Regions from separate parts of the Homo sapiens genome. Here region 1 is linked to region 2. A link is a loop called in an ENCODE intact Hi-C map of the cell type or tissue named here. Cell type or tissue: lower leg skin. All regions are shown on one strand. Links, peaks and the distances in the headings refer to the core of each region. The heading gives the core; the rest is flanking DNA.

Region 1 (10,156 bases), core at 1,528-9,527, 390 kb after region 2:
CCCAGGCCTGGTAACATGCACCACAAGCTGACTGAAGAGTCCTTGGGCCTTGAGTGAACATGGTGGTAGCCAGGTACTGTTTGTTGTGGGCCTGGGGCAGTGGTGACCATGGGGAGAGACTCATCTGCTTGAGAAAAGAGGAGGGAAGAGTGAGAAGGACTTTGTCTTAAAGCTTGGGTGCCAGCCCAGCAGTAGTAGAATAAAGCACCAAGTAGATCCCTAAGGTTCTTGACTCCAGGTCCTGGCTCCTGGATGACATCTCTGGACCCACACCCACCATGGGCCAAGGATAACTCACTGCATTGAAAGGAAGGACATGAGCTTGGCTAGATTTACCACCTGCTGGTTACAGAGCCCTTAGGCCTTGATGAACATAGGTGATAGCCAAGCAGTGGTAACTGCGGGCCTTGAGTGAGACCCCAGTGCTGGCTTTGGGTCTGACCCAGCACAATCCCAGTTGTGGTAGCCACAGGAGTGCTTCTGTCACTCCTCCCCTAGCTTCAAGTGGGGAGAGAGTGATGGGAGGAGACAGAGAGAGAGAGAGAGAGAGAGAGACTCTGTTTGGGAGAAAGTCAGGGAAGAGAACAAGGGTCTCTGCTGGATAATCCAGATAATTCTCTCAGGTCTCACTCAAGACATCAAGGAAGTACCTCTACAAGCCTGCAAGAGCCACAGCATCACTGGGCTTAGGGTGCCCCCTAATGCACATGCAACTGCAGTGACCAAAGACTTAGATCACAGTGCCCAAATCTCTTTGAAAAGGGACTCGGAAAGCCTTCCCAAGAAGGATGGGCACAAACAAGCTCAGACTGAGAAGACTATAATAAATACCTAACTCTTCAACATCCAGACACCCACAAACATCTACAAGCATCAAGACTACCCAGAAAATGGCTTCACCAAATGAATGAAATAAGCACCTGTGACCAGTACCAAAGACACAGAGATATGTGACCTTTCAGACAGAGAACTCAAAATAGCTGTTTTGAGGAGTCTCAACAAAATTTGAGATAACACAGAGAGAGAATTCAGAATCCTATCAGATGAAATTAATGAAGAGATTGAAATAATTTTAAAAAAAGAATCAAGCAGAAATTCTGGAGCTGAAAAATACAATTGACATACTAAAGAACACATCAGAGCCTCTTAACAGTAGACTTGATCAAGCAGAAGAATTAGTGAGCTTGAAGACAGGCTATTTGAAAATACACAACCAGAGAAGACAAAAGAAAAAAAAGAATAAAAAAGAATGAAGCATAAATGCAAGATCTAGAAAATAGTCTCAAAAGGGCAAACCTAAAAGTTATTGGCCTTAAAGAGGAAAGAGAGAGAGAGAAAGAGAGAGAGAGATACCAGGGTGGAAAGTATATTTAAAGAGAAAATAACAGAACTTCCCAAACCTAGGGAAAGATATCAATATTTAAGTACAAGAAGGTGATAGAACACCAAGCAGATATAATCCAAATGAGACTACCTCAAGACATTTAATAATCAAGCTCCCAAAGGTCAATGATAAAGAAAGCAGCAAGAGAAAAGAAATAAGTAACATGCAGAAGGAAAAAAAAAAAACCTTTTATCCTAAAGTAGCATACCCTGTGAAAATATCCTTCAAACATGAAGGAGAAATAAAGACTTTCCCAGACAAACAAAAGTTGAGGGATTTCATCAATACTAGACCTGTCCTACAAGAAATGCTAAATCCACTTCCTCAGTCTGAAAGAAAAGGACATTAGTGAGCATTAGGAAATCATCTGGAGATACAAAACTCACTGGTAATAGTGGGTACACAGAAAGACAGAATATTATAACACAATAATTGTGGTGTGTAATCTACTCATATCTTGAGTACAAAGACTAAAAGATGAACCTATCAAAAATAGTAACTACAAAAATTTTTCAAAACACAGACAATATAATAAGATATAAATAGGAACAACAAAAAGTTAAAAAGTGGGGGATGAATTTAAAGTGTAGAGTTTGTATTACTTCTCTCTTTGCTTGCTTGTTACTTTGTTTAAGCAATCAGCATTAAGTTGAGCTTAGTCTAAAATAAGGAGTTATAAGATATTATTTATAAGCTTCATGGTAACCTCAAATCAAAAAACATGCAACAGATGTACCAAAACAAAAAGCAAGAAATTGAAACATACCACCAGAGAAAATCACCTACACTAAAGGAAGACAGGAAAGAAGGAAGAGAAGACCACAAAACAATCAGGATACAAATTTTAAAATGACAGGAGTAAGTCTTTACTTATCAATAATAACATTGAATGTAAATGGACTAAACTCTCCAACCAAAAGACATAGAGTGGCTAATTCGTTAAAAAAAAAAAAAAAACAAGATCCAATGATCTATTGCCTATAAAAAACACTCATCACCTGTAAAGTGACATAGACTGAACATAAAGGGATGGACAATTATATTCTATGCAAATGAAAATGAAATGAGCAGGAGTAGCCATATTTATATCATACAAAATAGATTTCAAGACAAAAACTATAAGAAGAAACAAAGAAGGTCACTATATATTGATAAAGGGGTCAATGCAGCAAGAGGATATATAAGAATTTTAAATGTATATGCACCCAACACTGGGGCATCCAGATATATATAACAAATATTATTAGAGCTAAAGAGAGAGATAGACCCCAATACAATAATAGCCAGAGACTTCCACATCCAACTTTCAGCATTGGACATATCTCCTAGACTGAAAAGCAACAAAGAAACATCTGACTTAATTTGCACTATAGACCAAGTGCACCTAATAGATATTTACAGAACATTTCATCCAATGGTTGCAGAATACACATTCTTTTACTCAGCATATGGATTATTTTCAAGGATAGGCCATATGTTAGGCCACAGAATGTCTTAAAAATTCAAAATAATTGAAATAATATCAAGTATCTTATCTGACCACATGGAATAAAACTAGAAATCAATAACAAGAGGAATGTTGGTAACTGTACAAACACTGGTAAACAGTATGTTTCTGAATGACCAGCAAGTCAATGAAGAAATTACGAAGGAAATTGAAAGTCTTCTTGAAATAAATGATAATGGAAACACAACATAAAACTTTTAGGGTACAGCAAAAGCAGTACTAAGAGGAAAGGATATAGCAATAAGCACCTTCAAAGAAGTAGAAAAACTTCAAATAAATAACACAATTATACATTTTAAAGAACTGGAAAAACAAGAGCAAATCAAATTCAAAATTAGTATAAGAACAGAAGTAATAAAAATCTTAACAGAAATGAATGAAATTTAAATAAAAATACACAAAGATCAATGAAATGAAAAGTTTGTTTTTTGAAAAGATAAACAAAACCGAGAAACTTTTAGCCAGATTAAGAAAAAAAGAGAGAAGACCCTAATAAAAAAAATTCTGAGATGAAAAAGGAGACATTACAACCAATACCACAGAAATTCAAAGGATAATTACAGGCTACCATGAGCAACTTTATGCCAATAAATTGGGAAACCTAAAGAAATGGTTAAATTCTTAGACAAATACAACCTACCCAGATTGAATCATGAAGAAATTCAAAACCTGAACAGACCAATAACAAGTTACAAGATCGAAGCCATAATCAAAAGTCTTCTAGCAAAGAAAAGCCTTGGACCTGATGGCATCATTGCTGAATTCTACCAAGCATTTAAAGATGATCTAAAACCAATTCTACTCAAACTATTCTGAAAAATTGAGGAGGGGGAATACTTCCAAACTCATTCTACATGGCCAGTATTACCCTGATACCAAAATCAAAGACACATCAAAAAAAGAAAGCTACAGGCCAATATCGCTGATGAACAGTGATGTAAAAATCCTCAACAAAATACTAGCAAACCAAATTCAACAACACATTAGACAGATCATTCAGTATGACCAAGTGGGATTTATTCCAGGGATGCAAAGATGGTTCAACATATGCAAATCAATCAGCATGATACATTATATCAACAGAATGAAGGACAAAATCATGATCATTTCAATTGATGCTGAAAAAGCATTTGATAAAATTCAACATCCCTTTATGAAAAAAACCCTTAAAAAACTGGGTATGGAAGAAAATACCTCAATACAATAAAAGCCATATGTGATAGATCCACAGCTAGTATAACACTGAATGAGGAAAAACCAAAATCTTTTCTCTAAGACCTGGAACATGACAAGGATGTCACTTTCACTATTGTTATTCAACATAGTACTAGAAATCCTAGTTAGAGCAATCAGACAAGATAAGGAAATAAAGGGCCTGCAAATTCAAAAGGAAGAAGTCAAATTCTGCTTGTTTGTGGATAATGTAATCTCATATTTGGAAAAACCTAAAAAATCTGCCAAAAGATCTGCTAGAACTAAAACATATTCATTAAAGGTACAGACTGCAAAATCAACATACAAGAATCAGTAGCATTTCTATATGCCAACAGTGAACAATCTGAAAAGGAAATCGAGAAAGCAATTCCATTTACAATAGCTACAAATAAAATAAAATACCTAGATGTAAACTTAACCAAAGAAGAGAAAGATCATGATAATTAAAACTATACAACACTGATTGGGCCAGGTGTGGTGGCTCACGCCTGTAATCCCAGCACTTTGGGAGGCTGAGGCAGGCAGATCACCTGAGGTCGGGAGGTCAAGACCAGCCTGACCAACACGGAGAAACTCCATCTCTACTAAAAATGTAAAATTAGCTGGGCATGGTGGCGCATGCCTGTAATTCCAGCTACTAGGGAGCCTGAGACAGGAGAATCGCTTGAACCTGGGAGGTGGAGGTTGCGGTGAGCTGAGATTATGCCATTGCACTCCAGCCTGGGCAACAAGAGCGAAACTCCATCTCAAAAAACAACAACAACAACAACAAAAAAAGAAAACTATAAAACACTGATTAAATAAATTGAAGAGGACACAACAAAATGGAAAGTTATTTCGTGTTCATGGATTGGAAGAATCAATATTGTTCAAATGTCCATACTACCTAAAGCAATCTACAGATTCAATGCAATCTCTATCAAAATACCAATGACATTCACCACAGAAATAAAAAAAAAATCCTAAAATTTATATGGAACCACAAAAGACTCAGAACAGTCAAAGCCATCCTGGGCAAAAAGAACAAAACTGGAGGAACTTCATTGCTTGACTTCAAATTATACTACAGAGCTATAGTAACCAAACTATATGATACTGGCATAAAAACAGACACAGAGAGCAATGGAATCAAATAGAGACCCCAGAAATATATCCATACCTCTACAGTGAACTCATTTTTGACAAAGGTGCCAAGAACACACAGAGGGTAAAAGACAGTCTTTTCATAAACGGTGCTGGGAAAACTGGATATCCATGTTCAGAAGAATAAAACTAGATCCCTATCTCTTGCTATATATAAAAATCAAATGAAAATGGATTAAAGTCCTAAATCTAAAACCTCAAACTATGAAACTACTAAAAGAAAACATTAGGGAACTCTCCAGGACATTTGTCTGGGCAAAAATTTCTTGAGTAATATCCCACAAGCACATGCAACTAAAGCAAAAGTGGACAAATGGGGTCACATCAAGTTAAAAAGCTTCTACAGAGCAAAGGAAAAATTCAACAAAGTGAAGACACAACCCACGGAATGGGGGAAAACATTTGTAAGCTACTTATCTGACAAGCGATTAATAGGTGGAATATATAAGGAGCTCAAACGACTCTATAGGAAAAAATTTTAACAATCTGATTAAAAATGGGCAAAATATATGAATAAACATTTCTCAAAAGAAGACATACAAATGGCAAGCAGGCATATGAAAAGGCACTCAACATAATTGATCATCAGAGAACTGCAAATCAAAATTACGATGAAATATAATCTCACCCCAGTTATTCAAATGACAGACAATAACAAATGCTGGCGATTATATGGAGAAAAAAGAACCATGGTACACTGTTGGTGTGAATGTGTATTAGTACATCCACTATGGAGAACAGTTTGGAAGTTTCTCAAAACGCTAAAAATAGAAATACCATATGACCCAGTAATCCCACTGCTAGGCATATACCCACAAGAAAAGGAATGAGTGTACTGAAGAAATATCTGCACTCTTATGTTTATTGCAACACTATTCACAATAGCCAAGATTTGGAAGCAGCCTAAGTGTCCATCCACAGACAAACTGATAAAGAAAATGTGATACATACATACTATGGAGTACTATTCAGCCATAAAAAAGAACAAGATCCTGTCATTTGCAATAACATGGGTGGAACTGAAGGACATTAAGTGAAATAGGCCAAGGAGGGAAAGACAAACCACATTTTCACTTATTTTGGGAGTTAAAAATTAAAACAATTGAACTTATGGGAAAAAACCTTTTTACTTTTTAAAGAGAAGCCCTAAATCTGGGCTTTAAATGACATTTTCAGAATTTACAATGTCATTTAAAAATATTTGCATTTTAAAATGTCATTTAGAATATTTGCAACAACTACACATTAAAACAAAAGACACGGTGTGAGCTGAAGTGAGTGCATCTGTAAAATCTTTTGAACTTGTGAATCATCATTTTTATGTCTGATCTGTGATAAACAGAAAAATCCTTTCAAACTCATTGTTGCCGTCTCCCAGGTCGTTTTTCTCCCAGAACTTATGACTGTCAAACTGTTTGTTCTTTGTTGACATTTAGTTATCCTACATGCCATCTCCTCACGTGCCACCCCCTTGTTATTCTAAGGATAAATGAGCCAATCTAATGAACTCATTCATCCTAATGAGAATTTTTTCCTTCAGTCGTTTCTTCCTTCTCAGTTAGAATGTATGTTTTAAGATAGAAGTTATAGAAATAATATTCTTCGCAGCTGGGCTAAAGTTGGAGGGTTTAAACATGTAAAAGGGCCACAGGGGGATGTTTGGGTGTAATGGTAAGTGGTGCCTTCTGCTAGTTCCCAAATCACAGGCGTCATCAAGCTGCCAGTGTCCAGGGCCAGGTCTGAAGACATTTTGGACCCATATCACTGCTCATGGTTATCATTGTTATTAGTATCAGCTTCAGGTAAGGGCTTACTTAGAGCCATTAAAGAGCTTCAGTTGGTTCTCCCTTTCTAAAGTTGAGAGTGCTTTTTGGTTTTGACAGGTTTCCTGCTTTTAAAAATTATTTGTTTATACACCTGGTAATTGGTTCCATTTGGCATCTTAATGTTACCTAAGCACTATTTAGCATGCTTAACAAGATTACCCTGAGCTTTTAAGACATTTAAGTGAAAGATCTAAATTCCATAAAAAGAAGAGGCAGCTGGTGAAACTTGGTCATTAGACAGGTAGAGAGCATATTTTTGAGTTGAGAAGCCCAAAACAGACTTCCTAGTTTTCTTTGCCCATTAGCCTGGAAGGCGCCCACGTTGAATCCACTTCTTTCATTCAGTGACCCTGGTGAAATGTCTGGTGCTCCCATCTTCTTTCATTCCCAGCAACACTTATTAGAACCCAATGAGGAGCTTTAGACTGCTGGTTGACTAGTGCTCCCCCACATACTCCCAAGTCACTCAGCTCCCTCTAAGGCGTAGTGAGGGTCTGTGCCAAGATTGCACACATCCAAAAGCCCAGCATGAATCACTCTTACGCCCCAGGGTTGCTAAAATGATTGAATCAGTGAGTTGAAAAGAACAGTGATTTTGTTCCTTTTTATCTCCCTGGGAAGTGGGGTGGGGAAGGGGATTAGGATGAACCCATCTATTTTAGGTGCTTATTTGCAGAATTAACGTCCCCCTAGGTAAGTGATGCCTTGGCTACAGTATACAGCTTTGCCATTAATGAGAGGGAAGTGGAACTGTTTTCATTCTTCTTGCAAGACTGAGAAGGGCGATTTTTTTGAGGCTAGCACCATCGTGTGGATAAAGTGAATACAGGTTTTGTTTGTTTGTTTGTTTTTTTTTTGGAGGGGATTGCATAACAGTCCACTCTAATATACCTCTGGAAACGCAATTTTGTTATTTTCTCATCTATTTCTTATATCTTTTCTGAGTCCTCATAGAGCAGCCAGAGATAAAAATAATTTTTGCAGCCGTGCCATATAGTGCTGGGATCCTAAGGATCATGTGCTTCTACAAAATGACTGACTGAACTGCAGGAACATGACAGTGGGAAATTCACAGAGCAGTTTTGGATCAGACAGAGCATAAATTAGAAAGCACATTTGGGATTAGCCACTGGGCTCTTCGGTGGAAGTTACCAATTTGGACTTTGTGAGAAATGCCAAGGCCTGTTACTGAGGCAACTTTCTAACCATTATTGTCCAAGAAATGCAAGCTACATCAGAGGGAAAGAGGAGAAATAAAAATCTGATTGCAGGATGCAAAATAATTTTACCAAACTGCATGGTTCATCTCCTGTGGAGTGAGAAAGTAAGGTGGGGTTTCTCTGATTATTTTGGAATCTGAATGAAAAGGGAAAAAGAACAATGTGGAGAAGCTCTGTTGACTTGTGGCTTTAAGTCTTAAGAGCATGATTGGGGGAGTGGGTGGCAAAGACAGGAGAAAGATTTTTTTTTTACCTCTGTAGTGGTCTTTCCTTTGTAGCTGGCACAAAGGTCCCTAGAGAGGGGCTGAGTCTGCCTTTCCTCTTTTGTAGTGTTTTTCCTCATTTCCAGATTGGCTGGTATGTGGGCGTAGGGAGGGCACAAATAGGTGGAGGTAGGGAGAGCTTTTGCTTATAAGGATTTAGCACCATTGAACACCTAACAAATCACTCTGCCAGTATTATTATTTCCTTTGCACAGTTCCCTAGCCCCAAGGGAAAAGGTTTTACTGGCACTTAAAACAAGAATCTGAAATTGTAGAAATCTGGGGGAGTCAAAACCAAATCAAGAGGTGCTGACGTTTGCTCTCTTTGATGAGCTACTAAAGTGATAGGAACATGCACAGAACAGTCCTCCCCACCCACCACTCACTCTTGTCTTCACACATTCCCTTCCCTTCCTTCCTTCCCAGAACTGGGCTGGCTTGTACAGCGATAGATATTAATATCTCTGGAGTTTCAGATTGAAAGACCTCCTTGTGGCTGAATACGGGCTGATGACGATCTGAAGGGAGTTTTTAGGCACATGTGAAGCTTTCCTCTGTAGGCAGCCATTTATGGAACTGAAGTGTGATAGGAAGCTGGGTGGACCAGCTGACATGGTAAGTGCAGATGCAGGATCCCAGAGATTATCAAGCAGCTGGAATGAGAGGTTGAATCAAAAGCGCAACCAATTGCAATGACTATCAAGTCGTATATTTAGTATATTTGGTATCCTTTTAGCATAATCTTTTTTAACTCTTTCCTTACATCCATATCTGAGGGTAGGGGCACCAGGTAAAAAGCCATGAGAACAGTGAGACTCCAGCTCAGGGAATATGTGAGCCTTGTTTCCTACTAGCCACTGGAAAATCTTGTCATGCTTCTCCTCCTCTAGTTCCTGACTCTCTTAGCCGGATCTTGCATTGTCCTTTTTATTGAACACTGTTTTAATCTGGAAGCCTGCTAATGGAGGCCTGGGAGCCTCTTGGGCCCTTTTCTCTGGGGTCACTAGGCTTTCACTGTAGACTTCTCCCTCTCTGTCACTGTATTACTTCCCTCACCTTCCAGCTGGGCCACAGGGACACCAACAGTGGATCCTCTGCTCTGCAGAGAAAGACTGGATGGAGGAGAGGTTTAAATTCTTTTTTTGAGTTAAGGTTGGTTCCCCAATTTTATAAAACTAGATTAAGTCGAGGATTCTGGGAAGATGGTAGAGCAGGAAGCACCAGGAATCTGTCTTCCTACCTAGACAACAACTGCACTGGCAAAACCTGTCTGATCTAGAATCTGTTTGAAGGCTTACAACTTCCAGGGGAAAGTTTGGATGACAAACTGGGTAAGTTCAGCTTTTAGCAGAGTAGCAGCTACCCATCTCCCATGCCCCACCCCAAGGGCAGGCAACACATCCGTACCCATTGTGGGAGCCGGGTAAGCCTCAAAGCCCTGTCCTTCATAAATTGGGGATCTATGATCTGATCCATGATTGCTATTTTTGATCTTGGAGATGCAGACACATAGGTAGGCAGCCATTGTTACACCCTCCCCACACCATTGCAAGGCTCTCCCCCAAAGCTGAATTAACTTTCAGAGGATTTAAAGGGTC
Region 2 (10,156 bases), core at 981-8,980:
GCCACACATTGTATGATTCCATTTATATAAAATGTTCGAAATAAGCAAATCTATAGAGACAGAAAGTAGTCTAAAGGGTTGTGAGGATTTGGAAGTGGCTGCTAATGTGTAAGGGTTTTCTTTTTGGGGTGATGGAAGGGAATTTCCTATTTTCCATGCCCACCATAGAGAAGGACAGCTTTACTAGTGAAGGACAACGTTGTGTATATACTAAAAACCATTTAATTATATACTGTAAAATGGATAAAATGGTGAATTTTATCTCAGCAAAAAATGTTTTAAATAGTTTCATATGTTTTAAAAAAGAACCCTTATCTCTTAGAGCTGTATACTATATTTATGAATGACATGATAATGTCTAGGTTTTGCTTTTAAAAAATCTAGTGGGGTGGTAGTAGGTGGTAGTGCCTGGGAGTTAGGAGGGTATGAATGAAACCAGATTGGCCATGAGTTTGTATTTGTTGAAGTTGGGTGATGAGTACATGAGGGCTTGTTATACCATTCTCTCTGCATTTGTATAGGTTTGAAATTTTCCAAAAGTAAACATTTAAAATCAACCAATAGTGTGTTGTCCTTTAACAATAGTGGCAGAGAGAGACAGCATGTGAGGCACAGATGGGGCCTTACAGATTATCTAGTTCAGCTCTTTCTTTTTATATAAATGTGGAAACAGACGTACCCAGAGAGAGAAAAAATTATTTGCCCAAATGATCAGAGTTAGCTCCAAAACAGGGGTTGGCAAACTTTTTTTAATACTTGTTTTTTTAAGAGCAGTTTTAGGTTCACAGCAAAATAGAGAGGAAAGCACAGAGCTATGTCATATATCCCCCTCCCCGACACATGTATAGCCTCCCCTAATATCAACATCCAGCAGCAGAGTGGTACATCTATGACTATTGATGAACCTACATTGACACATTATTACCATCCAAAGGTCATAGTGTACATTGGGGCTCATTCTTGGTGTTTACATCTGTGGGTGTGGAATGTCATATAGTTGGAATCATACAATATGTAGCCTTTTCAGATTGGCTTCTTCCACTTAGTAATATGCATTTAAGTTTCTTCCATGTCTTTTTATGACTTAATAATTCACTTCTTTTTAGCTCTGAATAATATTCCCTTGTCTAGATGTACCATAATTTATCTATTCACCTACTGAGGGGCATCTTGGTTGCTTCCAACTTCTGGCAAGTATGAATGGAGCTGCTATAAACATCCTTGTGCAGATTTTTGTGTGGACAAAAGTTTTCTCCTCCTTTAGGTAAATACCAAGGAGTGTGATTGCTGAATGATATGGTAAGGGTATGCTTATGTTTAATTTTGTAAGAAACCACCAAACTGTCTTCCAAAGTGGCTGTACAGCCTTGCATTCCATCAGCAATAAATGAGAGTTCCCATTGCTCCACAACCTCACCACCACTTGTTGTTGTCAGTGCTCTGGATTTTGGCCATTCTAATATGTATGTAGTGGTATCTCATTGTTATTTTAATTTGCATTTTCCTGATGACAAATGAGGTGGAGCATCTTTTCATATGCTTGTTTGCCATCTGTATATCTGCTTTGGTGAGATATCTGTTAAGACCTTTGGCCCTTTGTTTTCAGATGGGGTCCCACTCTGTCACCCAGGCTTGAGTGCAGTGGCACAATCTCAGCTCACTGCAACTTCTGCCTCTTGGACTCAACTGATCCTCCCACTTCAGTCTCCTGAGTAGTTGGGACTACAGGCATGTGCCATCACATCTGACTAATTTTTGTAGAGATGAGGTTTCGCCATGTCACCCAGGCTGGTCCTGAACTCCTGGACTCAAGGGATCTGCCCACCTCAGCCTCCCAAAGTGCTGGGATTACAGGCATGAGCCACAGTGCCTGGCCTGGCCCATTTTTTAATTGGGTTGTTTGTTTTCTTATTGTTGAGTTTTAAGTTTGTTTTTTGTTTTTTTAATTTTGGACAACAGTCCTTTATCAGATATGTTTTTGCAAACATTTTCTCCCAGTATGTGGCTTGTCTTTTCATTCTCTTGAAGTATATTTTTCAGAGCAGTTCTCTAAAAATTTTTAATAAAGTCCAGTTTATCAATTCTTCCTTTCATAATTCATGCCTTTGGTATTGCATCAAAAAAGTCATCACCAAACCAGGTCATCTTGATTCTCCTATGTTACCTTCTAGGAGTTTTATAATATAGCCTTTTACATTTAGGTCTGTGATCCATTTTTAGTTAATTTTGATGAAGGGTCTCAGTCTAAATTCATTTGTTTGCATATGGATGTCCATTGTTTCATTTTATTGCCTTTGCTCCTTTGTCAAAAATCAGTCGACTCTATTTACATGAATCGATTTCTGGGCTCTCCATTCTGTTCCATTAATTTGTTTACTCTTTCATTAATACCACACAGTCTTGATTACCGTAACTTTCTAGGAAGTCTTGAAGTTCTCGAGTGTCACTCCTCCAACTCTGTTCTTCTCCTTCAATATTGTATTGGCTATTTTAGGTCTTTCACTGCTCCATATAAACTTTAGAATCAGTTTGCCAGTATCCACAAATGACTTGATGGAATTTTGATTGGGATTGCACTGAATCTGTAAATCAAGTTACGAAGACCTGACATCTTGATAATATGGAGTCTTCCCATTCATAAGCATGAATTATCTCTCCATTTATTTAGATCTTCTTTGATTTCTTTCATCAGAGTTTTGTCGTTTTCCCCATATAGATCTTGTACATACTTTTAAGACTTATAGCTGAGTGTTAATGTAAATGGCATTATGTTTTAAATTTCAGATTCCATTTGTTCATTGCTAGTATATAGGAAAGCAATTGTCTTTTGTATATTAACCTTGTATCCTCCAAACTTGTTATAATAACTTATTAGTTCCAGGAGTATTTTTGTCAATTCTTTTGGATTTTCTACACAAACTTTTTCTGTAAAAAAGCCATACAGTAAATATTTTAGGTTTTGCAAAATGGTTTATGTTCCAACTACTAAACTCTGCTGTTATAGCAGGAAAGTAACTATAGAGAATATGTAAAGAAATGAGTGTGACCCCGTTCCAATACAGCTTTATTTACTAATTACATTATGTATTACATTGTTATTTTATGTGTGTACGTTTTATTTTCAGGTTGTGGGTGGGCAGATTTGTTTGGTTCATCTCCTAGTGTCAATGAACTGAATTCTTCAGACTCTAATTCCTGTTCTTTTTTCACTGGCCTAAGTTACAAACAAACAAACAAACAAAAAAATCCCCTGAAAATCTCCACACTAATGGACTTGTGGTCACAAGTGATGACTCAGAAGGGAGAAAAACACCATCCTTGAACCAGAGCTTCCCTGCCCCATCTATTCCTCACCTCTCAGTTTTGACCTACAGATGATAGGGGTATAGGGTCATCTTCAAATCGTTTTGTCCTGTGACACAAATATCATAGCACATCACAACTGTAAATAAACCTGACCTGTAAATCAAGTTTAAAATGTGGGCAGGGGAGGAGAAAAAGTGTTTCAGAGAAAGTCTTTTCAAAAGAACATAATATCATACTGGGTCCTGGGCATTTAAATTGTTTAAAATGTAAATTAAAGTTAGTTTAAATTGTTTTTAAGTCAGTCTCTTGGTCTTAAATAGTTTAAAATAAATTTGATGTTAATAATTAATTTTGGTTAATAGCTTAAGCAGAATAAATGAGTTAAAATATCTAATATTTAATGATCTTTCAATTTGTATCAGGCATTCTGCTATAATACATGCAATATCACCTTGGATCCTTGCAAAAAACAAAAATGTCTCTTAGTAAACACAACTCTGAATTCTGGACAGAGTGTATGAGCCTATTTGAGGACTCTGGAATGAAATTGGTAGCAGACTGATTGAGGAAGAAGACCAGAATTCAAAGTTTCACCAAACTGGTGGAGTTTATCATTTTTTCCTTTCTGGTATCTCATGGCCTAAACTTAATGCACTGTTGAACTGGGGAGCCGGCACTGGAATGATCTCTCTCTAGAGGTCCAAGAGCAAGCCTCTAGATCTGGCTCAGGAGTAGAAAAAGGAACTCCTAAAACTCCAAGATGATGTATAAGTCCCCTCACTCTTTTTCATTCTCTCCATTTGCTTGCACCCCACAATCCCATGGCAACAGTGGTAGAGGCTGCAATTCAACAGGAGCCAAAACTGTGATAGAGGGGAGATTTCCTCCCCAAACCATGAAGCTGTGATCCCAAGAGGATGGAGCAAACCCTGTTGCCTTTTCTCTCTCTCTCTCTGTCTCACCAACCTTCTACCACTTGGTCCCATGGATGGCAGAGCGGGGTAAGTAAAGCCTCTGCATGCTGGCCACAGGCCCAAAGAGGAGAGCTTGAGAACCTGAAATTACTGGAAAATTGCAGAGAGGTATGAGCTCTGGAAAGTGACCCATAAAGTTGTTTGTTAACTACTGGGCTTACCCTTTAGTTGTACATGTACGGATCTGATCGCAATTGGCCTACCAAAAAGACTTTGAGAACTGAACTCATGATAGACCACTACCCAGACTGACCACTGGGTGGTGCACATGAGTGTAAGTGGGCAGGCATGACTACATAAAGGTAGCAGAAAGGAGTTTTGCCAGGTATGGAACTGTTCTGTATCCTGATTGCAGTGGTGTTTTAATCCATACAGATGTTAAAATTCATAACATTGTATGCCAAAAAAGTATTTGAACCATTTGTACATAATTTTAAAAACAGAATGAACAACAACAAAACCAGAGTAAGATAATGCCCTTCTCAAAGTCCTTGGATGCAAGTATCAGAAGTGACTCCAGCTTACGTAGGCAGAAAGGTGTTTTATTTGAAGACTATTGATTGGCTCACAGAATTGACAAGAAGGAAAAAGAACTAGGACCGGAAAGGTGATACTACGAAACTGCTCTGGCTAGAACCCTCACTGGCCTTGCCAACACTGGGCCTTCAGTTCCACCACAGCCACTTGTGTTCCAACTGCCAGGGGTAGGGAATATCTGGACCCTTTGGCTCCACAGAGAGTCCCAGAATAGATGGAGAGACAACAGCTACAAACGGGAGAGGTGCTCAGATGTCAGTTGGTAAAAAGAAATAAATAAAATACTATTATTAGTCCATCCTACAGATGAGACAACTGAGGTGTGCACGATTTCTATAACTTCCCGGAGATCACATAACTTCACCAGGACTCAAGGCTTGTGCTCCTAATTACTACAGGTCAGTTGGAAACATCTCTGGCTTTAGGAGAGCTTTGTGGAAACCATGGTGCCTGTCTGAAAACAGAGAAGAGAAGTAATTGGAAGCAGAAATGCCAACTTCCGCCTGGCTCTGCAATTTGAGGGAATGCTAACTCAGCTGTCTTGTTTTGTTTTGTTTTGTTTGTTGTTTAATAGCTTGACTATATTTTATCTTTGAAGTATAAACTCTGTTGTTTTTTTGGTTGTTTGTTTGCTTTTTTAGTGTATGCTGCCTCTGATATATTCTCTAGAGAAGTAGCATCCAAAATTTTTTGATCACATACCCACCAGCTAATATTTCTTAGTATTACTTCTAATATACATAAGTTTACTTATAAATTATATATACACCACAATACTTATACATGGAATTCTAACACCTAAAAAAGAAAAAATGATGAAGTAACAATACTTTTAAATACATTTATTAAAATGGCACAAAATCACTTTTTATGTCATTAACAAATTATTAATGTGAGCAAGTTACTGAATATGCTTCAAATGTCTGGTCCTACATTCAGCTTATTTTTATACTTGATGTGAATGGCTGCTATAACTAGAAAAAATTTACACTGGGAGGCTGAGGCAAGAGGATTGCCTGAGCCCAGGAGTTCAAGACCAGCTTGGATAACATAGGGAGACCTCATCTCTACAAAAAAGAAAAGATTAGGCCAGCCACAGTGGCTCATACCTGTAATCTCAGCACTTTGGGAAGCCAAGGCGAGTGGATCACTTGAGGTCAGGAGTTCAAGACCAGCCTGGCCAACGTGGTGAAACCTTGTCTCTACTAAAAATACAAAAATTAGCCGGGTGTGGTGGCACATGCCTGTAATCCCAGCTACTCGGGAGGCTGAAGCAGGAGAATTGCTTGAACCTGGGATGCAGAAGTTGCAGTGAGCTGAGATCACGCCACTGCACTCCAGCTTGGGTGACAGAGCAAGACTCCATCTGAAAAAAAAAAAAAAAAAAAAAAAAGATTAGCCAAGCGTGGTGGCATGCACCTGTGGTCCCAGCTACTTGGGAGGGAGGATCCCAAGATGGAAGGATCACTTGAGCCCAGGAGTTTGAGGCTGCAGTGAGCTACAATCAGGCCACTGCACTCCAGCCTGGGACAGAGTGAGACTGTCTCAAAAAGAAAAAAAAAGGAAAAGAAAAAATTCACAAAGATATAAATCTAAATTAAAGAAGTTCATTGTTGGTTCTGTTTATTAAACTACACTTGTTATTTTTAAAATCCCATCTACCAATTATGCAAAGGGTTTTTTGGAGGGAGGAGAAAATTTAGTTAGCTAATGTTCATTTCTGCTACTATTGGGCAAACAATTAGAAGATGTTGCTTTTTTTATTTTTAACAAATGGCTTCCAGACTCAATAAAATTTTTTCTGCTAGAAAGATTTAAACAGTTGAAAAAACTGTAATTCCTAATTTGTAACTGTCTTGCAGATGAGACTTTGTAAGTGTTAACCTGATACGTGCAACAACAAAATCTTAAAATGATGGAAATGTTTTACCAATGCTTCTTTCAAAATTCTCTCTCCATAGCACAAAGTTCTTTTGAAAAGTAGTCCCTTTCTTACTCGCTGTTAAACTTTATATTTACCTCAAAAGACTAGATCAAGATGCTTATTATTTACAAAGAAATCTGCAAGGAAGCATACTATCAATAACTCTATAGCATCAGAGAAAACATCAGCAAATTTGGTACCCTTTGATCTTTCATAAAGCAAAAGCTCATGTTTCATCTTTCCCTTTCAATGAAATTTTGCTTCCAGCTTTGGTAGACTAGGTTGTCTCAGAAGTATTTTCCCATTTAAAACAATTAGAAAAATTAAAAAAAATTCTTTTAAATTTGTTTGAAGGTATTAGAGAGCTACTAAGGTGCCAAGAAATTGTGGCCCAAGATCCAAGAGAGCAAGAAAGTGCAGAGAGGTGAGCACAGCACTTAGAGCTGCTTTTCCTTTGTAGGTAATTGACAGTCTAAAAAGTAATAGCTGAAAGGCTGAATAAGCTTTCAACAGATTCACAGGACTCGGGGAAAAATCAGAGGAGGGGCCCTGGAAATTATTTCAGGAAATGAATCCTAAGAGTAAAGCAAATTAGAAATAAATCATTCCTCTCAAAGACTGAAGCTCAGTATCAAATCATTTCAATTCTTGTTTGAATTAAGATGATTTGTAATTGCTAGCACTCCTAGCCTAGATACCTGCTTAAGCAAAAGTAATCTTCTTGGAGGAAGATAATATAATCCAGAGCTTTAAAATATTTCTTCAATGTCAAGATCTCAGTAAAAAAATAAATAAATAAATAAAAAATCAGGCAGATCAGACACAGTGGCTCATGCCTGTAATCCCAGCACTTTGGGAGGCTGAGGCGGGCAGATCACTTGAGCCCAGGAGTTCAATACAAGCCTGGGCAATATGCTGAAACACCATCTCTACAAAAAATACAAAAATTAGCTAGGCATGGTGGCATGCACTGCAGTCCCAGCTACTCAGCAGGCTGAAGTGGGAGGACATCCCGAGCCTGAGATGCAGGTTGCAGTGAGCCGAGATGGTGCCACTGCACTCCAGCCTGAGCAACAGAGTGAGACCCTGTCTCAAAAAAGAAAAAAAAATCAGTCAGGCAATTAGGCATATAAGCAGACAAGATGTAATGGAAAATCAAGAAAAAAAAACACAGACACAAATATACAAGTAATCCAGATAATAAGGTTATTAAATAAATATAAACTTAAAATATATATGATTAGTATGTTCAAATAACTAAAAGACATGTCTGGGAATGTCGGCAGGAAATTGGGAAGTATAGTAAGTAATCAAATAAAAACTTTAAAGTGGATAAAACATAAATGAAATTGAGACTTGAATGGATGGATTTAACACAAAATCATACACAGCATTAAAAATTTGTAAGCTGGAAGTAGGTCAAAAGAAAATATTTAAACTGAAGCATGAAGAGATAAAAATATAGAAAATAAAGAAAGGAGACATAGAGTGTGTGGTAAAAAAGGAAAAGATCTATAATTAGAGTCATAGAAGGAGACCAGAGGAAAGAAAGCAGAAGAAACATTTGAAGAGATAGTAAAAGAATTTTCCAAAACTGATGATAGGCATTAAGCTACAGGTTCTAGTACTTTGGCACAGTTAACTAGCAAATTTCTGTGAGGGACCAGTGGTTTTTAAAAGAGTTTGTTTGTATAAAATTAACTTATTAATGGCATCTGGTGGGCCTCTGTAACTTTTAGGCTTCACCCATTTTTTGAGTAATAGCTTGCCTATGAATCATGTGGAGAATAAGTTTCATATATGGTACTATATTTGTAACTCCAGAATCTTTTATTTATATAAGTAAGATAGAGAAAAGGAAACATCAAGAAAATTACAAGGAAGAGAAAATGTACTTACTATTCATTAAGTGGGAGTGGATCATTGTAAAGGTCTTCATCCTCATAATCTTCACATTGGGTAGGATGGGGAGGGGGAGATGAGGCGGGGTTGGTCGGTAGAGGAGATGGAAGGTGAGGGAGGAAGGCAGGCACCCAGGTATAACTTTACAAAAATACACTGGAAGTAATTTGTATCTTTTTTTGTTTTTTATTTCTCTAAACCATGTTTCTATGTGGTACCAATCCTTTCATTTGCTTTAGTTTCAATGCCCTTATCATAGAAGGGTTCATGTCATAAAGGAAGTCAAAAGCAGTCTTGAATAACTGGAACCCATCTGCCAGGTTTTCTCATGTCAATTTGTTTTCTGGCACTGCCTATTCTGCGTCTTCCTCTTCATCATCTGGCAGTTGTCTGAAAGCACTCTTCTCCACCAAGTAGTCTTCTGTTAATTCATCTGGTGTGTTGTCTATTAGCTTTTGAATTTCTCCTAGATCCGTATCTTGAAACCCTATACCCCCAACCTTTTCATCACACCCATCATCTTTTTCATGGTTTCGTTGACTGGCTCTGTCATAAATCCTGAGAAGTTACACACAACATCTGGACACAGTATTCTCTAGTGAGAATTTACTGTTTTGAGCTTGATGACTTTCACAGCTTTTTCTGTAACAACGATGGCATCTTCAATGGTATAATCCTTCCGAACTTTCATGATGCTCGCTCTCTCTCAGGGTTCTCTTCCATGGCATTGACAATCTGTCCAAAGAGTACCATGAACCATGTGTAATGAGCCTTGGGTCCTTATGACCCCCTGATCCAGAGGCTAAGTTAGAGACATTGTGTTCAGGGGCAAGTAGACCACCTCAACGCCTTCACTGTTGAACCCAGGGAGTTCTGGGTGGCCAGAGGCATTGTCCAATATCCAAAGAACTTTAAAAGGCAATCCCTTAGTAGCAAAGTACTTCCTGACTTCAGGGACAAAGCACTGAAGAAACCAATCTAGAAAAGGGGATTTTGTCCATGGATCCTTGTTGTACAACCAAAGGACTGGCAGCTGGTGTTTATCTTTTTCCTTCAAAGTTCGAGGGTTAGCAAATTTATAAATAAGGCAGTCCTGATCATAAACATGACTACATTTGCACAAAACAGTCGAGTTAGCCTATCCCTTTCTGGCTTAAATCCTGGTGTTTGCTTCTCTTCCTTACTAATCAATGGCCCTTGTGGCATTATTTTCCAGAATAGGGCACTTTTGTCTGCCCTGAAAATTTTTTCAGGCAGATATCCTTTCCTCCCAATGATTTTTCTTAATGGCATCCGGGAACTCACTTGCTGCCTCTTGGTTGGCAGGAGCTGCTTCTCCTGTTATCTGACTTTTTGAAAGTCAAACTTCTTTCTAAAATTATCAAACTTTCATTTGTTGACATTAAGTTCTCCAGCTTTAGATCCTTCACCTTCCTTTTACTTTAAGTTGTTGTATAATGACCACTTTTTCTTGAATCATGCATGAGTCTATAGGTGTGTCTTTCTTACAGCA

The links. Peaks named below come from ENCODE experiments on the same cell type or tissue, not always from the same donor. Only the 100,000 strongest peaks of a DNase experiment are listed, where the experiment ranks them.
Region 1: a loop joins it to region 2, with 6 times the contacts of the local background. A loop is called at or near these places in 54 of 110 quality-filtered maps.

The regions. Positions count from the first base shown.
Region 1 is chr15:37,993,622-38,003,777 of GRCh38, reverse strand. It overlaps a transcript of TMCO5A not described here. Among named protein-coding and RNA genes, the nearest start is that of LINC02345, 42 kb to the left of the region's middle. In lower leg skin, for the core only: no CTCF peak of the experiment used is centred there; no DNase peak of the experiment used is centred there.
Region 2 is chr15:38,384,504-38,394,659 of GRCh38, reverse strand. No RefSeq gene overlaps it. Among named protein-coding and RNA genes, the nearest start is that of FAM98B, 65 kb to the left of the region's middle. RefSeq lists a silencer at 7,458-7,641. In lower leg skin, for the core only: no CTCF peak of the experiment used is centred there; a DNase peak (open chromatin) is centred at 4,542.